Regions from separate parts of the Mus musculus genome. Here all the other regions are linked to region 1. Evidence: chromatin loops called from intact Hi-C (ENCODE). Cell type or tissue: left cerebral cortex. All regions are shown on one strand. Region 1 has its middle 8.3 kb from the start of Rfng. Region 2 holds the start of Pcyt2 (phosphate cytidylyltransferase 2, ethanolamine). Region 3 holds the start of Sirt7 (sirtuin 7). Region 4 holds the start of Notum (notum palmitoleoyl-protein carboxylesterase). Region 5 holds the start of Cenpx (centromere protein X). Region 6 holds the start of Rac3 (Rac family small GTPase 3).

Evidence for each region. Peaks named below come from ENCODE experiments on the same cell type or tissue, not always from the same donor. Only the 100,000 strongest peaks of a DNase experiment are listed, where the experiment ranks them.
Region 2: it touches region 1 in a loop (2.8-fold over the local background); 9 of 42 quality-filtered maps call a loop at or near these places.
Region 3: it touches region 1 in a loop (6-fold over the local background); 9 of 42 quality-filtered maps call a loop at or near these places.
Region 4: it touches region 1 in a loop (2.6-fold over the local background); 14 of 42 quality-filtered maps call a loop at or near these places.
Region 5: it touches region 1 in a loop (3-fold over the local background); 37 of 42 quality-filtered maps call a loop at or near these places.
Region 6: it touches region 1 in a loop (6-fold over the local background); 37 of 42 quality-filtered maps call a loop at or near these places.

What each region holds. Positions count from the first base shown.
Region 1 is chr11:120,773,859-120,777,858 of GRCm38, reverse strand. No RefSeq gene overlaps it. Among named protein-coding and RNA genes, the nearest start is that of Rfng, 8.3 kb to the left of the region's middle. In left cerebral cortex, a CTCF peak has its summit at 1,603 (motif pointing right); a DNase peak (open chromatin) is centred at 1,605.
Region 2 is chr11:120,615,575-120,619,574 of GRCm38, reverse strand. Pcyt2 (phosphate cytidylyltransferase 2, ethanolamine) reads left to right here and starts at 1,630. Exons shown (of 14, transcript NM_024229.3): 1 at 1,630-1,811; 2 at 3,638-3,726. The coding sequence starts at 1,723. It overlaps Sirt7 (sirtuin 7), which reads left to right. Exons shown (of 10, transcript NM_153056.3): 10 at 526-1,204. The coding sequence ends at 727. In left cerebral cortex, a CTCF peak has its summit at 2,098; a DNase peak (open chromatin) is centred at 1,613; H3K4me3 peaks cover 1,809 bases; H3K27ac peaks cover 1,603 bases.
Region 3 is chr11:120,622,051-120,626,050 of GRCm38, reverse strand. Sirt7 (sirtuin 7) reads left to right here and starts at 1,037. Exons shown (of 10, transcript NM_153056.3): 1 at 1,037-1,174; 2 at 1,241-1,378; 3 at 1,457-1,561; 4 at 3,840-3,910; 5 at 3,998-4,000. The coding sequence starts at 1,079. Mir6936 (microRNA 6936) reads left to right here and starts at 1,175; the gene lies at 1,175-1,228. It also overlaps a transcript of Mafg not described here. In left cerebral cortex, CTCF peaks have their summits at 1,403 and 1,604 (motif pointing left); DNase peaks (open chromatin) are centred at 1,051 and 1,546; H3K4me3 peaks cover 1,574 bases; H3K27ac peaks cover 1,215 bases.
Region 4 is chr11:120,657,497-120,661,496 of GRCm38, reverse strand. It overlaps Notum (notum palmitoleoyl-protein carboxylesterase), which reads left to right and starts at 304. Exons shown (of 12, transcript NM_001382269.1): 1 at 304-376; 2 at 1,132-1,502; 3 at 2,620-2,672; 4 at 2,752-2,847; 5 at 3,106-3,166; 6 at 3,553-3,611; 7 at 3,902-4,000. The coding sequence starts at 1,159. In left cerebral cortex, CTCF peaks have their summits at 700 and 2,446; a DNase peak (open chromatin) is centred at 2,439; H3K4me3 peaks cover 2,412 bases; H3K27ac peaks cover 1,691 bases.
Region 5 is chr11:120,710,450-120,714,449 of GRCm38, reverse strand. Cenpx (centromere protein X) reads left to right here and starts at 683. Exons shown (of 5, transcript NM_016665.2): 1 at 683-757; 2 at 2,555-2,606; 3 at 2,694-2,747; 4 at 2,972-3,060; 5 at 3,144-3,509. The coding sequence starts at 731. The coding sequence ends at 3,158. Lrrc45 (leucine rich repeat containing 45) reads right to left here and starts at 497. Exons shown (of 18, transcript NM_153545.2): 1 at 397-497; 2 at 1-177. The coding sequence starts at 141. In left cerebral cortex, CTCF peaks have their summits at 1,408 and 1,614 (motif pointing right); DNase peaks (open chromatin) are centred at 165, 622, 1,561 and 3,315; H3K4me3 peaks cover 1,553 bases; H3K27ac peaks cover 1,157 bases.
Region 6 is chr11:120,718,776-120,722,775 of GRCm38, reverse strand. It overlaps Lrrc45 (leucine rich repeat containing 45), which reads right to left. Exons shown (of 18, transcript NM_153545.2): 14 at 3,644-3,736; 15 at 3,218-3,310; 16 at 2,669-2,842; 17 at 2,443-2,590; 18 at 1,648-2,158. The coding sequence ends at 1,962. It overlaps Rac3 (Rac family small GTPase 3), which reads right to left and starts at 1,308. Exons shown (of 6, transcript NM_133223.4): 1 at 1,135-1,308; 2 at 474-545; 3 at 150-267. The coding sequence starts at 1,169. In left cerebral cortex, CTCF peaks have their summits at 430 (motif pointing left) and 2,143; DNase peaks (open chromatin) are centred at 570, 1,328 and 2,128; H3K4me3 peaks cover 1,674 bases; H3K27ac peaks cover 728 bases.

The sequences.
Region 1 (4,000 bases):
CCTGGTACAGGAGCCCCTATTTCTGGACAACCAGTGTCCCAATTGAATACCCTTCTCCTGAATGTAGCTTTACTTGACATATATTCCTGCCCACAGTTTCTGACTTGTTGGTAGTGGTGTATGTGTGTTTGTGAGAGAGATCCCGTGTGTGTGTGTGTGTGTGTGTGTGTGTGTGTGTTCATGTGTGGCATGCATGTGTGTTCATAAGTGTGTGTGTGTGTGTATGTGTTCATGTGTGTGTGGATTCATCTGTGTTCACCTGCACATGTACATGAAGTTGATATTGGCTGTCATCTTCAGTTGATCTGCGCATTATTTTTGAGATGGGGTCTCTTAAGCGGACCTGAAGCATGGTGGTACACATTTTACACATCTCAGCCAGACTGGATGCTAGGGAACGACTACCCCCTCCCTCCTCCCACCATCTTTCCCCTGGAGCCTGGGGAGCCGATCAATGCTGCCTCCTCACTCAGCTCCCCCCCCACACACACACACTTGCAAGGGATCCCAAAGGAAGCCATTTTTGCACAACAAGGACACTCCCCATTACACCATCTCCCCATCCCCACTTGTGGGTTCCTAAGGGCAGATGGTGAGAGAATCGGATTCCTTTTCATGCTAATTCCTAAGCAGTGACAGTGCCCTGAGTCTCACTGGCTTGTGTAGATCCCAGATGCTCTCAAAGCTTAGCTTTGCACGCCCCTCTTCCCCCCCTCCCCCCGCAAAAAAAACCTACTTGGGAAGTGCCTTTGGAAAATCTACATCTACACAGCTGGCTCCTCTTTGACAGTTGTGTGTATGACTTCCAAGGTTTCTTGAATAGTTTGTTTTCATCCAAAGAGCAAGCTACCCAGGGTTACCCAGAGCTCTACACCAAATCTCCACAGTGCTCAGGGAAGGTGCACCAATGGGCTGAACTGATTCTGAGAAAACTTAAAACAACAATAAACAAACAAACAGAGGAAAAGGTCGATTTCCTTTGTAGAAGCCAAACTCTGTGCTTGGGCTGTCCAGAGTGTGCGGCTATCCCATGCCCTTTCACTCAGTCAGTAATATTTGTATAGGTTCTCTGGAGATTTCATACCATACACCGCTATTACATTCATTTCCCAGTCCTTCCCTGTTTTGCCCCCGGCCCTTGTTACTCCCCCACTCCCCCAAAAAAGTCCAATTTGTGTTATCTGTATATTCACTTGGTCAAGTTGAAGGCTCTGCACGACATCTTTGTGTCTTTGTGTCTCTCCTGGGTGACTAGCCATGCACTCTTGTCTAGTTTTTGGCTATGGTTACACATTTTCTAATAGTTTTCTACTCTGATCCAGGCATTCCTGCTGTTCAGATATTCTGGGAAGAGACTTGAGTCTCAGACTTGAACCCCTGGTGGTCTGCTAGCTACAATGGAGCATAGTAGAAGAAAGGCCAAAGGGGAGTATACATCTCAAGAGCAGGAGTAGAGTCTGGAGAAAGGCAGCAATTTACACAGCAGGAAGTGGTCGGTAGCTAGGAGATTGGCTGCTGCTATTGCCCCAACTCAGCTCAGGTTCAGCTCCCGTCATGGCAGGCATATAGACAGCAGGGGGCGTTGCAGCACCGAGCGAGAGCCTCTGGCACATGGCATGCGTACAGAAGGTAGGGGGCGCTGCAGTGCAGAGCGAAAGCCTCTGGCTCTGACCAGTAAGAATGGCTGCAGTCTCCAGTCCTTCCAGTTCTGGGGATGGGTCGGCCTCTGGAAACTCCTCGAAGCATTTTACTGTCTCCTTTGTAGAGTAAACAAAAGTAGAATCCATGGACAGGAGCCTGCCGAGTTATGTGTGTGTGTGTTTCCTAGCAACGATGATAGTAACTCAATGTTCTATTTAGTGGACACAACTGACTTATGCACACTCTCACAGTTAGTACCCCCATATTCTACGGAGTGCATTGACATCACAAGGAAAGATTTAAGCACCAGGTGCTCGGAACACAGTTTTTGTGGGACCTACAGTGTGAGCTCATCCAACAGAGAACCCGAGAGAAAGGGGATGGCTGGGCAGTGGTGGCCCATGCCTGTAATCCCCACACTTGGGAGGCAGAGGCAGGTGGGTTTCTGAGTTCGAGGCCAGCCTGGCCTACAGAGTGAGTTCCAGGACAGCCAGGGCTACACAGAAAAACCGTGTCTCGAAAAACCAAAAAGAACGAGCCAGAGAGAGAGAGAGAGAGAGAGAGAGAGAGAGCCCTACCCCAGCCCCACCCCCTTGGTCCCAGTGTGGTGTTTAGAAATGCAACATCTGTGAGAGATTAAGGAATTCTGGCTCAGGTTCACACCAGGATCTCAGGGTCAGGGCCCAAGGTTGGTCAAAGGCTGAGGTTGGGTTCAAACCTGCTGGGGAAAAGCCATAACTGGCTAGTCACAGTGAGGTCAAGGCACGATGGTTTTTGTTTGTTTGTTTGTTTGTTTGTTTGTTTTTTCAAGACAGGGTTTCTCTGTATAGCCCTGGCTGTCCTGGAACTCACTCTGTAGACCAGGCTGGCCTCGAACTCAGAAATCCGCCTGCCTCTGCCTCCCAAGTGCTGGGATTAAAGACATGCGCCACCACTGCCTGGCGCATGATGGTTGTTAAGGACACTGTTGTTAAGGACACAGATATGACAGACACAGAAGTGGTAGTGGGAGCTAGGGAATCCTCAGTGTCACTTAAAGGGTTAGTCAAGGGCTGGTGCAATGGCTCAGTGAATAAATAGGTGCTTGTCACCAAGCTACAATACCCTGAGTTCAGTCCCTGGGACCTGCATATTGAATGAAAAGAACTAACTCTCAGAAGTTGCCCTTCCGACTCCACAGGACAGACAGACAAAATAAAAACTTAATACAAACATTTTTAAAAGATATGTGCCAGGCGATTGTGACATACACCTTTAATCCCAGCACACCCTCCCAGGGAAGAAAAGGCAGGAAGATCTCTCTGAGTTCGAGGCTAGGAAAGTGGTGGGAACCCACTGCTGATTTGTCTGGGGTCTGTTCACTTGTGTGGCTGTCATCCCAAAGGCGTGATTTCTCCTGGCCAGGGTCAGAAAGGTTTGTTACTAGGGTTTTCAGGCAAAGGTTGGCCGTGGAAATCCCAACAGGCCAAGTTTGTGTATCTCCAGTGCACTACAGAGCCAGTTCTAGGACAGCCAGGGCTACACAGAGAAACCCTGTCTTGGGGTTGGGGGGGAGATAAAACATAAAGTAGAAATAGCTCTTAAACATATCAAATGATATGTAGTGTATGTGGGGGAGGGGCACACATGCACAGAGGGGTGTGTGTGTGTGTGTGTGTGTGTGTGAGTTGCTTAAATCTTCCTTCTCTCCTTTACCTCATTTCTTGGCTCTGTAGTGCACTGAAGATATAAAGACTTGGCCTGTTGGGATTTTCACAGGCCTTTGCCTAAAAACCCTAGTAACAAACTTTTATGACTCTGGCCAGGAAATTATGCCTTGGAGGTGACAGCCACACAAGTGAACAGACCCCAGCCAAATCAGCAGTGGGTTCCCACCACTTACCTGCCAGCCAGCACTCATAGGCCCTGGAGAAAAGCTTTTGTTGTTGTTGTTGTTTTTGAGACAAGGCTTCTTTGTGTAACAGTCCTGGCTGTCCTGGAATTCACCTGGTAGACCAGACTGGCCTCAAACTCACAGAGATCCACCTGCCTCTGCCTCCCAAGTGCTGTGATTAAGGACGAGGGACACGTCCAAGAGACCACGCCCCGTGAGATTTAGTTTTGTTTTTTTGGTGTGGGTAAGTTTGCTCTGTACATCATAGAATGCAGTGACTGCAGAGGCTAGAAGGCATCAGATCCCCTGGGACTGGAGTTACAGATGGTTGTAGCATCTGTAGCACGCGGGTACTAGAAATTTAACTTAAGTCTTCTGCAAAGAGCAGTCAGTGCTTTTAACCACTGAGTCATCTCTCCAGCCCCTGGCAGAGAAAGTTGAAATTTTGTAGGGACCATGACCTGTTTTTAATTTCTTTGTTGTATG
Region 2 (4,000 bases), 160 kb after region 1:
TCATTTTTTAATCAGTGCTTACTTTTATCTTACGTTTATAATATGTGGTTCTACATTTCAATCAGACACATGATTTCTTCATGGTGTAGTCTGTAGGCCACACCTCCCCAGTCAACCGGCCTCTTCCCGCCCCCATCCCTGTCACGCAGTCTGGGAAAGGGAAAAGGGTCTGGTCCATCTGCCCCTATCCATACAAGTGAGAGACGGGGCCCAGAGTTGCTAGCAAGTTATCCTTGGAGGTGAGGCCATCCTGTGGCTAGCACTACCCCTTCCTATGTGTGCAGCTCCCACCAACAGTGGGTGAGACAGAAGAGGCTGTCGAGCGAGGGCTGCTGCTGCCCTGAAGACTTTCCCCTGCAGCTTGGTGTCCCCTGCAGCTTGGTGTCACTGACGCTGCTTCCAGCCAAAGCCCAGATTAAGACATAGGTGGGATGGCAGGTGGCCTCAGACAGCTTTCCTGTGCCTGGGAGGGTTGCGATTCGAGGGGTTTTCAGACCTGCCTGATGCTGCTTTTCTTTCTGTTAGGTGGCAGGATCCAATCTTCTCCTTGGCGACCCCCCTCCGTGCTGGTGAAGAAGGCAGCCACAGTAGGAAGTCACTATGCAGAAGCAGAGAAGAAGCCCCACCTGGGGACCAGAGTGACCCCCTTGCCTCAGCTCCCCCTATCCTAGGAGGCTGGTTTGGCAGGGGTTGTGCCAAGCGTGCAAAAAGGAAGAAAGTGGCATAGCCCGGAGTTGACAAAGAACAGTTGGCACTTTGCAGATGGCTTGACCCTTGTTCAGGGGCTCCGCCCGTGTCGCCGTGAAGGCGAGAGTGCCCCCTCCGGCTCTAGTGGGTGCCGGCTTCGCGGTGACGGTCGTCTTTAGCCATTTGTCCTTGTGGAAAGGCTCTCTTGCACTGCTGTGACTGCCCCGCTATGGGCTTGATCTTCAAGGACACCTCCCTCCTGTTCACCCCTGTACAAAGGTGGCAGCAAGGCCTCTGTGAGAAGAGCTCCGGCCCTTCCCAGGCCTGGCCAGCAGGAGAGTCCACCACTGCCTTACCTCACTCTCCAGGCTAGTCTCAGGGCCTCCCTCTTTCTACTCCTTATCACGTACAAGTGTTCACTTTATAGAAGCCTTTTTCTGTATTGGGTATGCGGCACAGGGAGAATCTAACTAAGCCTCCAGTCTGAGCAAGTCTTATTAAACATCTCTCAATTGCTTTGGTGTCCCGATGACTGTCACACGCACCACCGAGGTGCCTGCATCTGAGGGCCTGCATCGAGGCGCTTTTGAAGAACCCAGCCCCTGAAAATGCTTTTGGTTGGTTGGTTTTTTTGAAACAGGGTTTCCGTGTGTAGCCCTGGCTGTCCTGGAACTCATGAGATCCTCCTGCCTCTGCCTCCCAAGTGCTGGGATTAAAGGGGTCGCCACCACTGCCCGGCTCCTAAGAATGCTTAAGGCACGGGGTGAGCTGCACGCACAGTTGTGGTGCTAACCTGCCCCGTTCGTCTGTGGAGAAGTCAAATGCCAAAGCCCGGGCACCTGCAACACAGACCATTGGCCGCTCGATCTGGGCGGAGGGGGGTGTGGCCCGGCTGGGGGCGGGGCCCTGGTTGGCGCACGCCATTGGCTGCGCCAAGCGGGTGAGATCCGCGTGAGCACGCGCAAGCGTCGAGGGCGGGGCGACGGTACTGTGTGTCGCGGGAGCCGCCAGGATTTGCGGGGGGCCTCCGGTGCCATGATCCGGAACGGGCACGGGGCTGCCAGCGCTGCTGGGCTGAAGGGTCCGGGAGATCAGCGCATCGTGCGGGTGTGGTGCGATGGCTGGTGAGTGGGGCGACGAGGGGAGGGCGGTCACCTGGGCGTCACGCACCGGCCGTTGGCGGAACCGGAGTCTTCCGAGGCCGCACGAGGCAACCTGGCCTCCGGTCACTTAGGAGTGTAGCGTACAGACACGGGTGCATCAGACGGTGCGCTCCCCGAAAACCGGAAATGCGGCTGTCTGTTCGCCTTGGGCATTTACCCAAATTACCTGGGCTGGAAGGCTGTGAGCTTCTCTGGCAAATCAGCCCGTGACGTCTCCAAGAAAGTCCTGGAGCTGTCAACAAGCCGAAGAGATAAGATGTTGGCCTTTCTATAACTTACCATCTTCAGCCCTTCGTCGTGCCTACCCCTGGTGGATGAGAGGCATTCGGAATGGTCACCAGGGCTCCTCAGGGCATTCATGGCGGAATAGGCTAGACTTTGTGCGTTTCTTGTTTGTCTTTGGTTGGTTGCTGAGGATGGGAACCATAGCCTTGTGTGCTATATATGTACAGGCAAGTGCTCCATCACTGAATTACAACTTCAGTCCCCTTCTGTTCTTTTGCACCTGAGTCACCAGCTTTGACTTCGTGTCAGTGGACTATGACCTTGGCCCCACCATGGTGCCACAAGCCCAGATGCAGACTCTGACCTTTGATCTAGCCCTGCCTGTCTAGTGGGCACAAGGGCTGTCCTGGAATTTGCCCGTTATCATGTCCCACCTCCCACCCCGTGCACTGTGGTGTTGACATGATGATAGCCCACTAGGGCTCTAGAGGAAGCAGAGCAGAACCTATGGCCCAGCACTGGCCCATGGCAAAGAATACAGGTGGTCCCAGGGATATCCCACTGGGATATCCTCAGTGTCCAGCATATTGCTGGCTTCTGCATAGCTTGACCTTGACAAAGTACTTGTGGCCAGACCTAGATTTGAGGATAAAAGCAGGTGACAGGCACTTGTTCTCTCAGAGAGCTAAGCCAGCCCTGGGGGTGGGGAACTGTCCACTTGTGTCAGGGTGGAAGTATCTGCTCCCAATGCAGGACTGATCTCTTGTTTCCAAGCTTGAGTGTGGCTTGTTGATCCAGGGGGACTATTCTTGTTTAGGGTGCAGGAGGTTCCATATTCAAATCCTAGATAATCTCTTGTATCTTGCGGGCTGGGAGTGTAGCTAGCTCAGCTGGTATTATGCTGGCCCAGCATGCACAAGGTCCTACATTTGTTTTGTAGCACCCAACAGTTGGCTTTGGGTGGGAATCTCAGCAGATGGAGTCAGAAGGGTTGAGAGCTGAAAGTCGCCGGGCGTGGTGGTATACACCTTTAATCCCAGAATTTGGGAGGCAGAGGCAGGCAGATTTCTGAGTTCAAGGTCAGCCTGGTTTACAAAGTAAGTTCCAGGACAGAAAAAAAAGGGTCAAGAGTTGAAGGTCGTCCTAGGTTTTATAGTGAGTTTGAGGCCAGCCTGGGCTACATGAGACCTTATTGTCTTAAAAAAAAAAAAAGAAAAAAAGAAAAAAAGAAAAAGAACTGAAGCAGCTTGAAATGCCTGCCCATAGCAGGAGGCACCAACAGGGCAAAGGCAGTCTAAGACATGGGAAATGGTTAAGCATCTGCCAGTGAACAGCTGTCTTGGGAGTTCACCAGCCAGGCCTTGTACCTGAATTTGCCACTCTTGCTAGACCTGGCACCCAGTCCTGCCCTAGGTCCAGTACTTAGGGTATGGACAACTGAGAACCGACTTCTCTGCTGTAAGCCCAACACCGGGATCTGGGCTAGGAGCCCTGGTGGGGGCCTCTCAGGGAGCCGTGCTGCATCCCACACAAGACCCTCAGTCTCCTGTCTGTCCTCACAGCTATGACATGGTGCATTATGGCCACTCCAACCAGCTACGGCAGGCACGGGCCATGGGGGACTACCTCATCGTGGGTGTGCATACGGATGGTAAGGTGGGGCCCGATGTGCCGGACAGTCCAATGGATTAAGCCTACAGGGCATGGGGTGGGGCAGAGGGGCGGGCAGAATGGTTCCAGCTTCCTTCCCCAGAGCACAGTGGTGACTCAGGGAGCTTAGAGAGTAACATAGCCTGGTACCAGCTATAGAGAGCTGTGGCAACACAGGACAGCTGTATTGTCTGCCCCTACCCCGGTTCTTGAAACAGAAGAGACTGAACCCTCTTCTTAGTTATCCAGCAGATGCCCCCGAGCACACGCCCTGG
Region 3 (4,000 bases), 150 kb after region 1:
TTAGTGAAAGGAACCAACACATTAACAATCTCCCCAGAAGCCACTGAATAATTCTTGGCATATTTTCTCAGTGCCATTGGCCGCCTGGTTTGGGAGCAGTTGTGGAACAGAGGACAGATCGGTACCATACAGAGGCATGGGTTCGCTGTAGCTGCTCACAGTTTGCCTGTTCCTGGCGTGTGTCCTAGGTGTGTGCTATACCTGCTGGGCCAGCTACACACATACGTACCCTGCCCCTGGAGCAACGGCATTAATATAGCACGGGTGTCTCTGGAAGTGTGAGGTAGAGTGTTCTAGGAAGTGTTCCTGATAAGATTTCCTTGTTCTCTAGGGCCCCCGTTGGGCTTTTGGCCCCTCCAGCAACTTTATGCCCCAACCCCACTTTTCCTCCCATTCTCTGTCTGCTAGTCTCTGAAGCCTTTAACCAAATGGGAATGGGTACAGAAAGCCTTCTCCTGGCAACTTAGGGCAACAGGACAAGGGCTATTGTGTGTCCAGCTCTGTTGGTCTCCTGGTGCTGAGAGGTGTGTCCAAGCAGAGTTGATCAGCCCCTGCCTGCCCTGCAGGGCTGAAGCCAGGGGGAAGGTTAGTAGAGAGTACCCTAAATGGGGTGAGGGTCCTTCAACATCCAAGTGAGGAGGGGCTGTGGTGTGGCTGCAAGGTGAGACCCTGTCTCCTGCACCTGGGTAGGGCCATAGGGGATCTGGCTGCAAGGTGAGGCCTGGACTTGGAGAGCAATCAGTCTCCTGGCCTCAGCAGGCAGCAGCCTTGGTGCCCACCCGTGCCCTGCGCAGTATTTATTGCTAAATTATTGTCCAGGAGGGGCGGCACTGGGCCTGGCCCCCCGGGTATTTATTGCTGTACATAGTGTATGTTTGTGATATATAAGGTTTTCTTTATTTTGTATATGATCAATAAACGCCTTTTAAAGAGATCTGGTGGTATTTCTTTGAAATCCCGAAGGAGCAAGGGTGGGAAGGGCGAGCCGGAAGAGGTGGAAAGGGCCGGGCCCGCGCATGCGTCTCTGTAGCTGCCGGATGAGGCGGAAGCGGAAGCCGGAAGCGCAGTCAAAGGAGCGATGGCAGCCGGTGGCGGTCTGAGCCGCTCGGAGCGCAAAGCTGCTGAGCGGGTCCGGAGGCTGCGGGAGGAGCAGCAGCGGGAGCGCCTCCGCCAGGTGAGCCACTGCCGTGCCCGCGCTCGCGCCGGCGCGCGCGGTCGCTCACCCGCTGCTCGTCCGTAGGTGTCACGCATCCTGAGGAAGGCGGCTGCAGAGCGCAGCGCGGAGGAGGGCCGGCTCTTGGCCGAGAGCGAGGATCTGGTGACCGAGCTGCAGGGTCGAAGTCGGCGGCGTGAGGGCCTCAAGCGCCGCCAGGAGGAGGCGAGTCGCGGGCAGCGGGTGCTGGGCGGCGGGCTGCGGGAGGCGAGCGGCGGCAATAACCAGCCTGGCTCCTATCAGGTGTGTGATGACCCGGAGGAGCTGCGGAGGAAGGTCCGCGAACTGGCCGGAGCTGTCCGAAGTGCCAGGCACTTGGTTGTCTACACGGGCGCTGGAATCAGCACAGTGAGTGAGGGCCTGCGCGTTGCTTCGGGTGTGAGGCGCCCCCTTCTGGGATGCAAACTCGGGCTGTACAGTGCTGGAGTTCAAAATCTCGCTCACCTTTGAAGTAACTTCAAGGTGTCCTTTCTCAGAGACCCGAAGCAATTCTAGATTTAAGACTTAACTAAGGCAACGTGACAGTGGTGGCACATTCCTTTAGTCCCAGCACTTGGGAGACAGGAGGATCTCTGTAATTTCAAGATCAGCCTGGTCTGCATAGGGACTGCATAGGGAGTTCTAGGTCAGCCAGGGCTAAAGAATAAGTCAATAAATAATAATTAAGCTAAGTCAAAGAGTTACAGAATGCGTAGTTTCTGACTGCCAATCAAACATGGAACAGTAGTAGGGCATAGTAGCCAACTGCCTGCTAATGCCTTCTCCCTTAAAGTGCAGACAAATTGATCGATTTACGTGATGTGGACAAACTGGAGCCCTAGTCTTTCTCCTGAGCCTGTACTCCTTGAAGAAAGATAAATGGAAAACTAGTGTCGAGTCCCAAATCTCCAATCTCAGGACTCAGGAGGTGGGGCCTGGTAGAGGAGGAAGATCAAGATCAAACTCTTGAGAGCAGCCTGGCTCGAAGCTCCATGCAAGACCCTGGCTCGGGGAAAAAAAAAAAAAAAACCAGACAGAGTCCTGGTACAATAGGTACATTTGAGAAATGCTGTCCTCTTGACTCTGAGAGCTCTCCTGGGAAGGCTGAGGGATGACTAGCTTTGAAGTTGAATATTTGACCTCAGGCGAACTCGGCTTCTATTCTGAGAAGCCCTGAGGTGGTCTGGAGAGATGGCTCAGTGGGTAGCGTGCCTGCTATGCAAGCGTGAAGACCCGAGTTTGGACTCTCAGAATCCATGTGAAGAAGCTGAGCAGTACCACACTCTGTAACCCCCAGAACTGGGAAGATAAGCTCAGAAGCCCCCCTGAAGCCCTCTGGCTAGCAGCCTAGCCAGATCCACGAGCTGCAGGTGCATTGAGAGACTAACAACTACAACAACAAAGGTGGGGGAGGCAGTGAGAAGCTCACTGAATACTTAGGCACTTGCTACCAAGCCTGGTGCATGAGTCCGGTCCTCAGAGCTCACACAACAGAAGAGAACTGACCGCCACAAGGTGTCTTCTGACTTCTACTTGTGCATCATGACCCTTGCACGACGTCCCCTTCAACAAATGTGTTAAGAAAAAAAAAATAGTTAAGGTGGACCGTGAGCTTCACACACTGACACGTGTAACGCACACCTCTACACACATGTGCACACATGCAAACACGAATACAAACACATACACAGACAAAAGAGGACCTTTGTTACAAAGGTAGCAGCCAGCAGTCACAAGCACACAGGTGCAAAAACAACTATAGGGCCAGACACAAATGCCAGAACTGGAAAGCCCTAGTGTGGCCTTGCTGCTGTGGTGGCATTGAGTAGGGCTCTGCAGGGAATTGTGGGGACAGTGGCCCAGGAGCAATGTCAGGAGCATTTGCTGCGTCATCTCAGACATCAAGGACAGCAGCATGTGGGGCCCAGCCCTTCATAGCCATCTGATGATCCAGTTATGACTCTACAGCAGTAACTCTGCAAACCTGGTGGCTACTAAAGACCAATTGCAGCTCTTAAACGCGGTCTAAGCACCGTTTGAGGTTCCTCGATGTATTGGAATTACCTGCCAGGGCGGGCACTTCTCTGCTCTTAAGCAACAATGTATACAGGGCTTCCCCAGCCAGGATCCAAAGACTCCTGGCTTCTAGATGGTTTTCTTTTTTGTTATTGTTGTTGTTGGTTGGTTGTTTGTCTCTCGTGGAAAATGACTTAACACTCATCTGTCTGTAGAGGTTTTATGTTAAGTTGGAATAAAAACCTCAGAGCCGCAGGATTTAAGTGTGTGGACAGAGCGCTTCCTCCCGGGGCTATTTGCTAAGCATGACCTGCGCTCTAAAATCTGTTCCTTCAGACACTGATGCGCCTGACCAGTTGTCCCCTTCTGTGTTCAAGACAGATGTGGACACAGCTGCTCACTGTTAGAAAGGATCTTGAAGTAGAGTAGGGTTCTCTGTTTGGTATGTGGAAGGGTGAGCTGGTCCAGGCAGGACAAGAAAGTCACTTGGATGGAGGGAAAGAGCCATACTGGGGTGCATCCCACTTGAGAGTCAGGTCAGCAGTGGATGGGACAGACACTGATTTATAGGCATGTCCTCTGTGGGGAATACTGCAGTACCTGTGGTATCTCTTTTTGTCCGAATGTGCAGGCAGCTTCTATCCCAGATTATCGGGGTCCTAATGGAGTATGGACACTGCTTCAGAAAGGAAGGCCTGTGAGGTGAGCATGTCACAGCTTTCTCCCACGATTAGAGGCGAGCTGCGTCATCTGGCCGCCCTCTCACCTCTGTTTTCTCCAACCGTACAGTGC
Region 4 (4,000 bases), 120 kb after region 1:
GCAGCAAGGGACTTTACACCAAAGCCTACCAACCTTGTTAAGTAGCAGTACGGTCTCTGACCTACATGTCTCCTAACAACTGCGGCACCAGATAGGGAGACTCTACAGCGGGTTGAAGTCACACGCTCGATCCTTCCTGCAGGTCGACCCCGAAAGCCCGGCCTTGGGCCCCACCTGTCCGCTCCTCGCAGAGGCCCCCCCTGCACCGCTACTACCGGCCCCTCGGCGCGGAGCCCTGTGTCCGCCGCCGCTTTGATCCCGGGGGCCCCGCTGGATAAAAGTCTCTGGCGGCTCTACGCCAGCGCCAGAGAGGGAGCGCAGCGCAGTCGGGCGCACCAGCGGGATAGCGCAGCTCCAGCGACTTCCAGGACCTACGGTGAGCGCAGGACTCCGGGCGGTTCCAAGTATGCGAAGGGGGCCCAAGTGCGAGTCTCCCACGAATGCACGGGGCAGGGGCGCGGGAGGGAAGGCCCCAGCGGCACTAGGTGAACGTTCGCATCCTGCGCCCTGACCCGTCGGGCCGGGCAGCTGCGCAACCCGCAGGGCGCCCCCGATGCGGAAAGGCCTCTTCCTCCCCGCCCCCGAGGCGCTCCGAGGGCGGGGGTAGCGGCGCCGAGCTGGCCGCGGAGAATGGAGTTGCCCGGGGCCAGCCCGGCCGCGCTGCCCCCCACGGAGCCGGGCCGGGAGCGCCTCCGGCGGTTGCAACGGGTTAGTCCAGGCCCCTCCGTCAGACTTGTGGTTTGGGAAGAAAAGGCTAAGCCTCCGCCAAGAAAAGAGTGAGCGCAGCCCCCTCCCCCTGCCGCGCCCGGGCGGCGGCGGCACTTCTAACGCGCGGGCACCCGGGCTGCCGCGGCCCCCGCAAACTACGCCCAGCTCGGCTCCCGCCGCTCATTGGCGCGGGCCCGAGCCAGCGCACCCAGAGTCTGCATTGCCCTCGGCCGGCTACGCGCGGAGCCCGAGCTGCGGAGGCCGGTAGCGCCCGACTCCAGAGCCTCGACGCCGAGAGCCCACACTGCCGCCCGGGGCAGGGACAACGCACGGGAGCCCGAGCCGAGGAGCAGCAGTGTCTTGCGCGCCCCCTGGCCCGGCGCCCCGCGCTGCTGACGCCTCACGGCCGTCCGCTCTCCGCAGGTGGCCACAGGCCGGAGTGACATTGCCATGGGAGGAGAGGTGCGCGTGCTGCTACTGCTGGGCCTGCTGCATTGGGTTGGGGGCAGCGAGGGCAGGAAGACCTGGAGGCGCCGTGGCCAGCAGCCACCCCAGCCGCCGCCCCCGCCGCCGCTCCCGCAGCGGGCTGAGGTGGAGCCGGGCGCCGGGCAGCCGGTGGAGAGCTTCCCGCTGGACTTCACGGCAGTGGAGGGCAACATGGACAGCTTTATGGCGCAAGTCAAGAGCCTGGCACAGTCCCTGTATCCCTGCTCTGCGCAGCAGCTCAATGAGGACCTGCGCCTTCACCTCCTGCTGAACACGTCGGTGACCTGCAATGACGGCAGCCCCGCCGGGTAAGGCCAGCGCGGGGCAGGACCCCGGGAGGCCGTCAACCTGGCTTGGCTGGCCCCACCGGTGCTCCGCGCCTGGCTCGCCGTCATCCTATCGCTGGTGGCGCTCGCATCCTCTGCCTCCCCGCGCGCGTACAAACGCGGAGACTGTACTGGACCTGTCCTATTTTCAATGGCTGATCTGGTCCCTAGAGGAAAGGGTTCCACTCAGGCGTCTAGTGTTGCTAGCCCTGGAGAGAGCCTGGCTTGGAGCCTCCCAAAGCGGGGGAGGGGGCAGCTCTTGAAGCTCTGATCCTAGGCCAACTCGGGTGCTGACCTCTTGGCCACCGTGCACCCGCCTTTGAAAGTTCAGGTTCTGGGACAGAAAAAGAGACTGCAGTCGCAGAGTGGCCATATCTCCCGTAGAAAGAGGCAACACTTTACAGGAGGTTTCTGTCTCAGGGTTCCCCCCTGTGCATAGCAGATTGGCTCAGGACAGTCAGGAATTCGAGCATGGGAGCAAGGAAGGGGCACAAGAGGGACCAAGGGCTCCAGGGACAGCATTCACACATACCCCCAACTTTGAAGTAGATAGAGGACACAGGTGAAGCTGGAGGTCAGAAGGGTCTCTGGGTGCCCACGCACTCAGTTGATCAATGTTAGTCTGCGCCTTGATAGGAAAAGCTGTAACACTGCCTCGGTGGCTCCTGCATCTCCTTGCTGCGCTCCTTACTACTACAGTTTTCTGGGTCTTTAGCCCTGGCAAATTTCTCCTTATTCAAGTGCCACTGCGTGCTCGAGAGTTCACTTCTTCCATAGTTATCAGCACCAGGGTTAACGCGGATCTCATGCGGGGCGGGCTGTGGGAATTTTCCACGGACCACAGGACCCTCCATCCACCCACCCGCTGTCGCCACCTCTGGGGAATCGGTGGGGTTTCACCAGCTTGTGCGTTCCTTTTGCGATTGGCTGCGGGCGCCCCCGCGCGGCTGTGGTGAGCTCCAGGCAACAGGTGGAATGACCCTTTCAGCACCGAAGTGGGAAAGAGGGCTTGAGGATTCCGGTTTGGGGATGAGGGTAGAAAAAGAAGGTGGCTCAGGTATCCCCACCTGACAGCATGCTCTGTGCGCCTTCCCTGCAGCTACTATTTGAAGGAGTCCAAGGGCAGTCGGCGGTGGTTACTCTTTCTGGAAGGTGGGTTCCAGGGGCTGAGGTGGGGGGCAGGAGGGGTCTTCTGGACTTGTGGAACGGAGCCTGATGCCTGTGCCTGCAGGCGGCTGGTATTGCTTCAACCGGGAGAACTGTGATTCCAGATACAGCACCATGCGGCGCCTCATGAGCTCCAAAGACTGGCCACACACACGCACAGGTCAGCAGCACAAGACTGGCTCGGTCTGCAGAATAGTCAGACTCTCCAAGTAATGGGTTCTAGAAGGACCCATTTACCCCTGGAACCCCATCCTAGACCCCGAGCCCCTAAGCCCATGGAGAGCTCCTCCTCACCTTTGGTTTAATGACTAAGTCTAGCCAGCCTCTCATCCTTCCCTATCTATCCACCCTTGCACCTCAGGCCAGGGCCATCAAGAATAAGTCCCCATACCTGCATATCCCCTTCTTGTTTCACCAGGTACTGGTATTCTATCCTCCCAGCCAGAGGAGAACCCCCACTGGTGGAATGCCAATATGGTGTAAGAGAGCATGGGTTCCCCTTGGTGGGGGTTCCTTCCTGGGAGGGTCCTTCCTGGAGTGGTCCTTCCTATGGAATACTTTGAGTGTGGGGACTCATTCTTGGGGGCTGGCCTTTGTGGGTGGTCATATTTGGGATTGTCTTTAATAGAGGGCTTAGGTCTTCCTAGGGGCGATGAACCTTCTCGGAGGGTCTAGGAGTCCTTGGGAGAATGGTTCTTTTAGGGGGTCCTTTTCCTGGGGGGAGGGGGGTTCTATTCTAAGGAGGACCTTCCTGGGGAGGTCCTTCTTGAGGGTCTTATCCTGGACAGCATTTTTCTCAGGGTCTTTCATGGTAGATTTGGTCACAACAGAGGGCCATGGTGGGCTCACCTGATCCCTGTTACAGCTTCATCCCTTACTGCTCCAGTGACGTTTGGAGTGGGGCTTCACCCAAGTCTGACAAGAGTGAGTCCCTGGCTTCCCAGCCCATTAAGACAGGGCAGGGTGGTGAGACTTTTGGGAAAATAGAGACTTTCTCAACCTGTCTGTAGCATGCCTTAGGGTTCCTGCTTGTCTGTGGCTCACCTGGCCCCTGAGGGACCCCCTAGCAGGGCCTCTTGCACTTGATCCCCCCCAAGTCTACCCCATCCCCTATCTCTTCCCTGGAAAGAGGGCAGGCCCATCCTCCTGTCTCCTGGAGTAGGACATCTTGCCCTGAAGTCTAGCTTCACCTAAAGCTACCCCTTTTCCTACAGATGAATATGCCTTCATGGGCTCCCTCATCATCCAGGAGGTGGTACGGGAGCTCCTGGGCAAAGGGCTGAGCGGGGCAAAGGTGCTGCTGTTGGCCGGGA
Region 5 (4,000 bases), 63 kb after region 1:
GCAGGTCTCCACCGTCAGGCTCTGAGTAGTCAGGTCCAGTCCGCCCTTCGGAAGCTGGTGCAGTTGCTGCAGAACAGCCTCCTGGGGCTCAGCCCCACTCTCCTCGCAGAGGCGGTTGTAGGAGCGCCGGAACTCCTCCATGTCCCCGAATGCTGACGGAGCCTCGCAAGCATGCCCCTGGAGACAGGATACACATTAGCTTGCTAGGCCGAAGGCTGGGAGCCCCTTTCCCTAGGGCGTGTACGCGGAGATGAGCTGAGCTGGCCCTATATAAGGGGAGGCCTAGAAATGTGGAATAGAAAGGAGGTTGGAATGGCTCGAGGAAGGGGTTTGGAGATAGAGTTGGAGCGCAGCAGAACACTGGCCTAGAAGAGCAAGTATACGCGTTGCACATACCCTAGTCTGGCCCTGTGGCCCCCAGCCCGCCCTCGCGACGTAGCCTCGGGTCGCTGGTGTGGCAGGACGCGGTTCCTCGCGCCTCAGTATCCAGGAAGAGTGTGGTGCGCCGGGAAGGATAGGAACTACATCTCCCAGGAGGCATTGCGGAAGGCATGGCTATTGGTAGACCAATGAAAGTGAAAGGCGGGCTTGAGCTGGAACTCAAGTCCCGGCTTGGGGAACGCTTGGATGATTGGCTGCTGGGATTGGAGGCGGGACCTCAGGGTCGCGTTCCACGTTCATTGGTTGGGATGTGGGAGGGTTCCGGAGAGTGCACATCGAGACTGTGGCCATGGAGGGAAACAGTGGCTTCCGGAAGGTGAGGCCTCTGGAATAGTGGCAGGCACACTCGGGCGTTGCGGATCCCCGCGAGACAGTCGTGCATGCTCGAAGTCAGCCTTATCGATGTGTTACCGTGTCTTTGGTGGGGGCCTGGCAGCAGGGTGGGAGCAGCCCGCGCGCTCTGCGGCTGGACTGAGCGGGTCTGTAGATTAACAAGCTGGACGACCAGTGGCACATCCAGGCTGGCTACAAGGGGTCTTCTCGGGAGGGACCACAGGGCCTTTTTCCAACTCGGCCGATGGGAGTGCGCGAGGCACACTGATGCGAGCCTCCACTGCTCGGGCCGAGGCCATCTCTCAGTGACAGGTTTGGGAGGACTCGCCCACGTGCGGGAAACTTAAGCAGAGGCGCTCCATTCTACGATGAGTGGTGCCACCTGAGGGGTCGGCTCTTGGCATCAGGCCAGCGCGCGCCCTGTGCAGAGTTCAGCCTGGCCTCCGCACTCCGTTCAGTACTTGAGTAGAGTTTTGGGGGCTTTGACCGTGACCGGAGTTGTGATAGTTCACTGAACTATGGGGAGTGGGCTGTCTCAGGAAAGAGTGACAGGAAGGGAGGGGCTTACATTTCAGGCTGTGGCCTTCTGGCCAGGAACAGGAGTTTGAGGTGCCACGGGTTTACCCTAATCCTACCCTCCAGCAGTCACATCCACACTTCCATGAAACAGCCTGCGTAGCTGTAGTCCAGCCCTGGCTCTGACATGGGCTTCTGCCCAGGTGCTGTCTGTCAGTCTGCTGTTGGGGTTCGTGGGACTGGGGCCCTCTGGTAGCGAGCGGGGACGGGGGGGGGGGGACCAGCAGGTGGCGCTGCTCTCACGTAGTCGTTCATGGACCCTCCTGGCCCAACTAACAAGTTCACCTGTGCCTGTGTCCATTTCCACCCGTGCCCCTCTGCAGCGAGTGGGTATCAAGGCTTCTCTGTGGCTGACGCTCGTGAATCCAAACTCACCTTTCTTTGTAGGCCATCCACTTCGAGGGTCGTGGGTGCCTGTCGCTGCCTACCTTTTGCCTTTCCCTGGTCGTTCCCCATTCTGTTCTGGACTAGGCAAACTTGAGTGGTCTCGGCTTCACACACTGCACAGATGCTCGGGGGCTCCTCATGGCTCACCTTTGGTGCTCTCACGGGATTCCTAGGCCTCTGGATTCTCCCTCTCATCTCCACCTCACAAACTACCACCAACCTTTCAGTTCTCAAGCCATTCCAGATGCCTGGCCAATCTGCCGCCACCACCTGGTACTCATCATTACAGCTAGGTTTCTCCAGACCTAGTCTACAAGGGTCTTCCCCAAACTAGTGCTGTCTCTCCACTCACAACTAGAACCAACTTCCGACTTCTTGCCAAAGAAAGCTCAAGGGTTCTTGGTTATACGTCCACCCAGCCCTCCAGCCACAGCCCGGCTTAACATGCTGGGTGTCCTGTGTGTGTGTGGCAGTAGATCCAAGCCAGGACTGCCAAAGGGGCCAGCATTCCTCAAGGCTGCCCGCCACCGCCCCCTCCCCAATCTGCTGGCACATTAGCTCCCTGCAGTAAAGGTGCAGCACTGCCCCTCAGCTCCCAGAATTGGAGGTGACATCACTGGGGACCCCCACTACATCCTCCCCTCCAAGCATAGCTGGCTTCATCCTCTCAACATAGGAAATGGCCCCAGGATAGCAGTTTCCAGCTGGGAAGTCACAACCATGCTCCATTCAGAACTGATACTTGGGAGGGGGCGGAGGGGGGTGACAATGACAGACAGCCTTGTGAGGAATGGCACTGACTCTGCCCTCCTTCTAGGAACTGGTGAGCAGACTACTCCATTTGCACTTCAGGGATTGCAAGACCAAAGGTTTGGGGCACCAGTGGGGTGGGGAATATGTGGGGCACAGGGAGGGAGGCTGTCCTATGACACCACCACCCTCCCCCTTCCCTCCAGTCAGCGGGGATGCACTGCAGCTCATGGCGGAGTTCCTGAGGATCTTCGTACTAGGTGAGCCAAGGGTTCCCACAACACCAGAAAGATGACAATTTCTTGTTTGGTTTGTCAGTAAACTAAGGTTTTTCTCAGCTACAATCAAGCCTAAGTCCTGTCCCTGAAACACTCAAGAGCCACCTAGGCCCCCTCTGAGGGCTGACAATGGGTGCAGGGGACCTAACAAGGGCAGGGTTAGAGCTGCCCCGCTTTCCCCAGCTCACTTCATGACATTCCACCAGAGGCTGCTGTCCGTGGGGTCTGGCAGGCCCAGGCAGAAGACCTGGATGTTGTGGAAGTGGATCAGCTGGAGAAAGTGCTCCCTCAGCTGGTATGTGGGATGCAGGTGGGGCAGTCTGCAGCTCTCCAGAATGGTGCCTGTGTGGTCACTTTGAGCCCGTTTCTCCTCCATAGCTCCTGGACTTCTAGAGTTCCCTCCTGTGGCCTGCAAGGTCTAGTGAATCCACACCAGCATCAACTCCTGAGCTCTCCAGCTTCAGGAGGATGGGAAGATCCCAGCAGCTGTTACCTCCAAGAGTCCTTGCAAGACAGGTGCAGGGAAAGGTGAACCAGCCTGCCTCCAGACACAGCCCTCCTCCCGCCCCCAGCAGCCTTGCATTATAAATAAACCAGCTGCTGGCAGTGCCTCCTTCTTGCCACCCTACATCAAAGCTGCTGTGTAGCCTTTTAACCACCTGACCCCCACCCCCAGGATGCCTCCCTGAGCTGTAAATTTGTTCTTACAAAGCAACATCAATAAATCAACACCATCTCTCTGAGGCCTGCTTTCTCTTTGCCATTAATCACCCAAAGTCTAGTTGCTTCAAAGCCTGAGCCCCGTGCTCCCTTCCATCCATCTCAGTGGGACGAATGCAGAGCTCTCAGAAAGGACAGGATAACAAACAGCATGTGTGCACATGCTGCAGTAAAACTGGAGCCTTCACACATGTGGCAGGATCTGCCACAGGCCACAGCAACTGCCACTTGTAGGCAATGGAGTCCAAGAATGTTTCGGTGAACCGGTAAGGGCCTGCTGGTAGAGGCGGGGACCGGGCTACACAACGTGAGAAGACCTGCTGCCTGCGCCAGTCTGCAGAAAGGTTCTCCTTTAATCCTGCCCAGCCTGATCGCAGGCTGCCTATAGGTAAGGGCCAGGCTGTGCCCTCAGAGAGGCATAGCTGTGGGGCCTTCCTGGAAGCCCGCCCAGTCTAGGCTTGAGCCCTCTGATGATCATCAGGCCTCGGCAGGCCAATTCTCAGAAAACATGCTGG
Region 6 (4,000 bases), 55 kb after region 1:
AAAGGATGTCCTTGCAGGTAGACAAGGCTAGCTCCCCATTCCATTCAGGAACCACCCTACACCCAGAGTTCGAGGCTAGTTCCAAGGCTAGCTCCCCACTCCATTTTGGGAACCACCCCACTCCCAGAGTCGGCCCTCTTGCCGCCTACTGTTTGAGGATAGGAGAGTGGCCGAAGCCTATCGTAGTCTTCCTGGCCAGCAGTGTCCCACAGCCCCAGGTTAACTGGCTTCCCATCCACCATCACGTTGGCTGAGTAGTTGTCGAAACTGCGAAGTAGAAAGGCTAGGCTGGGCAGGGATGCCAGGCTACTGGTGCCCAGACAGAACCCAAACTCTGGCCAGCACCCCACCTCACCACGGAAACCCAGAACCAGGGTCACTTGAACCAGCCCTGGAACCTTGGGAGGTCCCATGCACGTGTGCCTGGCCTCTAGTGGCCAGCCCCGGCTACCTCCCGATCCCCATGCACTCACACTGTGGGGATATATTCTCCTGGGAAGGCGTTGGTCGTGTAGCTGATCAGCAGGCACGTCTTCCCCACGGCACTGTAGAAAGAGGTTCAGCCCACGTGGATCAAGGACCGAGCCTCCGCCCCTTCTTCCCCCACCCCCGGCAAGGACAGCACGCTCCTACAGAGCTAGAGGTTACTTTGGGTGACTGGGGTGGGGTGGATAGGTCGTAGCTCGGTAAATCTGCGGCCACCTGGGACTAATAGAAAACGACCAGAGCAGGCTAGCCTACGAGGGAGCACAGTAGTGGGCGCGGCTGCAAGGGCTCACAACCCTGGATAGGGCACGCCGCAACGCACAGGGGCGTCAGAGCTCCAGCACCTTGGGTGGCTGGCGCGAGGGTGGAGCCACCCAGGAATCAGCACAGGTGAGGCCCCCGCCCCACCCACTGAGAGCACCGGGCAGAGGCCGGGCAGCATCAGGTGTGCCCGGGCTGGAAGAAGTGGATAGCTTCAGCTTGACCCCACCCCATCAGTCCCTGGACGCACGCGGCCGAGCTGTGGTGGGGGCGCGGCAGAGCTGCCTCGCCTGGACCCCGCGCGTCTGTCTGCCCCGCCCCGCCGAGCCGCACCCCGTAGCCGCCTACCAGCCCCTCCGCCCCTGCGGCTCGGGACAGCGCACTCACCCATCGCCAACCACCACGCACTTGATGGCCTGCATGGGCGCGGGGCCGGGCGGCGGCGGGCGCGGCCGCGAGCCGAGCTGCGGAGAAATGCCCGGCGCCGCAGCGGCCGCGGACCCGAACGCCGAGCGAGCGGCCGGAGACAGCCGAGCACCGCCGAGTGTCGGGTGCGAAGACAGCCGAGTGCGCGCAGGCGGGGCGGGGCAAGGGGCGAGCTGCGGCGGGGGCGGAGCCCCAGCCAGTCCTTGGACCCCGAAGGCTCAGGCTGAGGGTCCGCACCCAGGAACAAGGACGTGCCACGGTGTAGCTCAGGTTGGCGACGCCACAGAAATGGATGCGCCGGGGCGGCCGAGACTGATGCTTAACAGGGACACCAGCCCACCCTGCAGCCGAGAAACCCTCGTGTCTACGACCCACTACAGAGGTGGCCTTCCTAGTTGCCTGAGAGCAATCAGAGTGACCCAGTAGTCATTTTCGCGGTTGGGGCAACTGGTGCAGAAAGGAACTGGACGAGAATTTATCACCAAGTACAAAAGTTCTGTATTTCCACCCTGCCATTGGGGAGTCTGCTTCCTCCCACCGCTGTCCTGTCCTGTTTGTGGTTCTGGGACCGGGTTGTCTGAGCGCGATCCTGTATGCTTCATCGCGCCTATGCTAACGGTGAACTGTGGATGAAGTCCCTTGGACCGGCAGGTGTGCCGCTGAGCACCGATGTTGACAGAACCCTGCCCTGCAACTGCAGCTGATGCTTTTTGGACCCCGGGCCTGCCCTTGAGAATGGGATGCAGCATTTCTACCCTCGCTGGGCGCTTCGGTTCTCCCGCTTCCCTTCATTTAGGGGGACTCAAGGCTCTCAGAGGGGACCCCTGCACGTAAGCCAAGACAGCGTTTTGCAGGAAGCTTGCCCTCTGGGCCTCTTCGTCCCGGATACGGGAGATTTCTGCCTCTTTGAGCCGCAGCTTCTCTCGGAGAGATGCGTTCTCACTCTCTCTGTCCAACAGCGCCTCCCGGTGTTCACTCCCGATCACTGCAAGAGAGAGACTCAATAAGGAGGGGGTAGTAGGTGTCTTGCCTTCCTGCAGCCATGAGGTGGTGCGGCACACCTTTAATAATAATAGCTCTTGGAAGGCAGAGGCAGGCAGATCTGAGTTCGAAGGCCAGCCTGGTCTACAGAGTGAGTTATAGGGCAGCCAGGGCTACACAGAGAAACCCTGTCTCAAAAAGGGGGGGGGGGGGGGCTGGGTCTTTAGAAAGGAAATTCCCCCACTTTTACCCCCGCCAAACTCAGCTGCCCAGGTGACATGTGCTAACCTTTCATTTGACGCTCCAGGGCTGCCACCTTCTCTCTCAGCGCCTCCTGGGCCACCAGGTCAGCCTGCATACGGCCCATCTGTTCCTGCAGCTCTACTCTGACCCTGGCCACTTCGGCCACTTTTTCTTGGTCTTTGTTGATCAGCTCCTGGGATGGGGTTGGGGAGGGTGAGATCATGGCCTGGATGCAAACTCCTGGTGTCTGTGCCCCTTGATGCCAGGCTACCTGTTGCAGCTCCTCCAGACGCCGCTGCTGCCCCTCCATCTGCAGGTTCAGCTGGCTGACCCGTGCCTGGGACTCGGCTACCATCTGCTTCTGCTGCACGCAGGTGCCCTGAGCCTCGTCCCTTGCCTGTGCCAACAGCCGGATCTTTTCCTCCAGATGAGCAAGGCGGTGTTGCTGTGGGTGTGGGAATTGTTGCTACACATGAAGGACTCCCAGTCTGAGCTCAAGACTGGAGGGACAGATATGGTCTGCCAGTGGACTGGCCACCTCTCTGCAGGGATCGAGGACAGGGCTGCATGGTGCCATACAATTACTAGTAATAAACTCATCCTGCATCCAGAAGCGTCTCCCACTGAACTCCTGGCCCTTGAGTCGACTCTATGTCAGCTCTACTAACTCATTTCTAGCCTTCCTCTTGACTGTGAAGTATTGGAAGCACCACAGCCCCAATGGCTCCTGGAATCTCTCCGAATTCCAGGCCTGAGGCCCACAGCCCCAGTCTGGCCCTCGTACTATGGTCGGCCCTGCCTACCTGTGGCCCATGCTCACCTCCTCCAAGCGGGCCTGGTTCCTGGCTTTGATGAGCTCCTCCTCAGCTTGGCCACGCTCGCTGAGCACTGCAGCCTTCATGCGGCTCAGCTCCTGCATGGCAGATGGCTGTCACTAGCCCATCCTCCAGACCCCCTACACACACACACACACACACACACACACACACACACACACACACTGACCCAGGGCTCCTTCCAGGCTACCGAGCAGCCAGGCTGGGGAAACTTCTCCACAAGTCTCCTCAGAACCACACAGACATTCCTTGCTCAGGCCCGAATGTCACTTTTAGTCCCTGACCTTTTAGGGACACTCATGGGTGGATCCTCACATTGAGACCTAGCAAGGCTGAGACTATGGGATGTCCTAGGGTACTAAGGCCATGAATACCATGCTGCACTGCACCCAGGGTCTGAGTGGCCTCACCTCCTCCAGAGACAGCCGCAGGGCCTCTAGTCTCTGAACCCTCTCCTGCATGGCCCTCTCACTCTCCTCCAGGTGACGAGTCATATGATCCACCTGTCCGAGTGAGGGAGTCAGGGCTAGCCGACACCAGTTCCCCTGGCACTCACCCCATGGAATCCCTACTCAGGATGTAGGGTATCACTTGGCAAAGGCCTGCCCTGAGGGTCCTAGTGGGCACCAAGGACAGAGGCTCTGACTGGGGAGCACAAACAGCAAGTCCACCGCTGCCTGAACTATGGGTACCTACAACTGCGGCCTCACCACCTCGAGGTCTGCCGGCCAGGGGCATGCACTGGGAGTACTGCGCCACACAGGGCC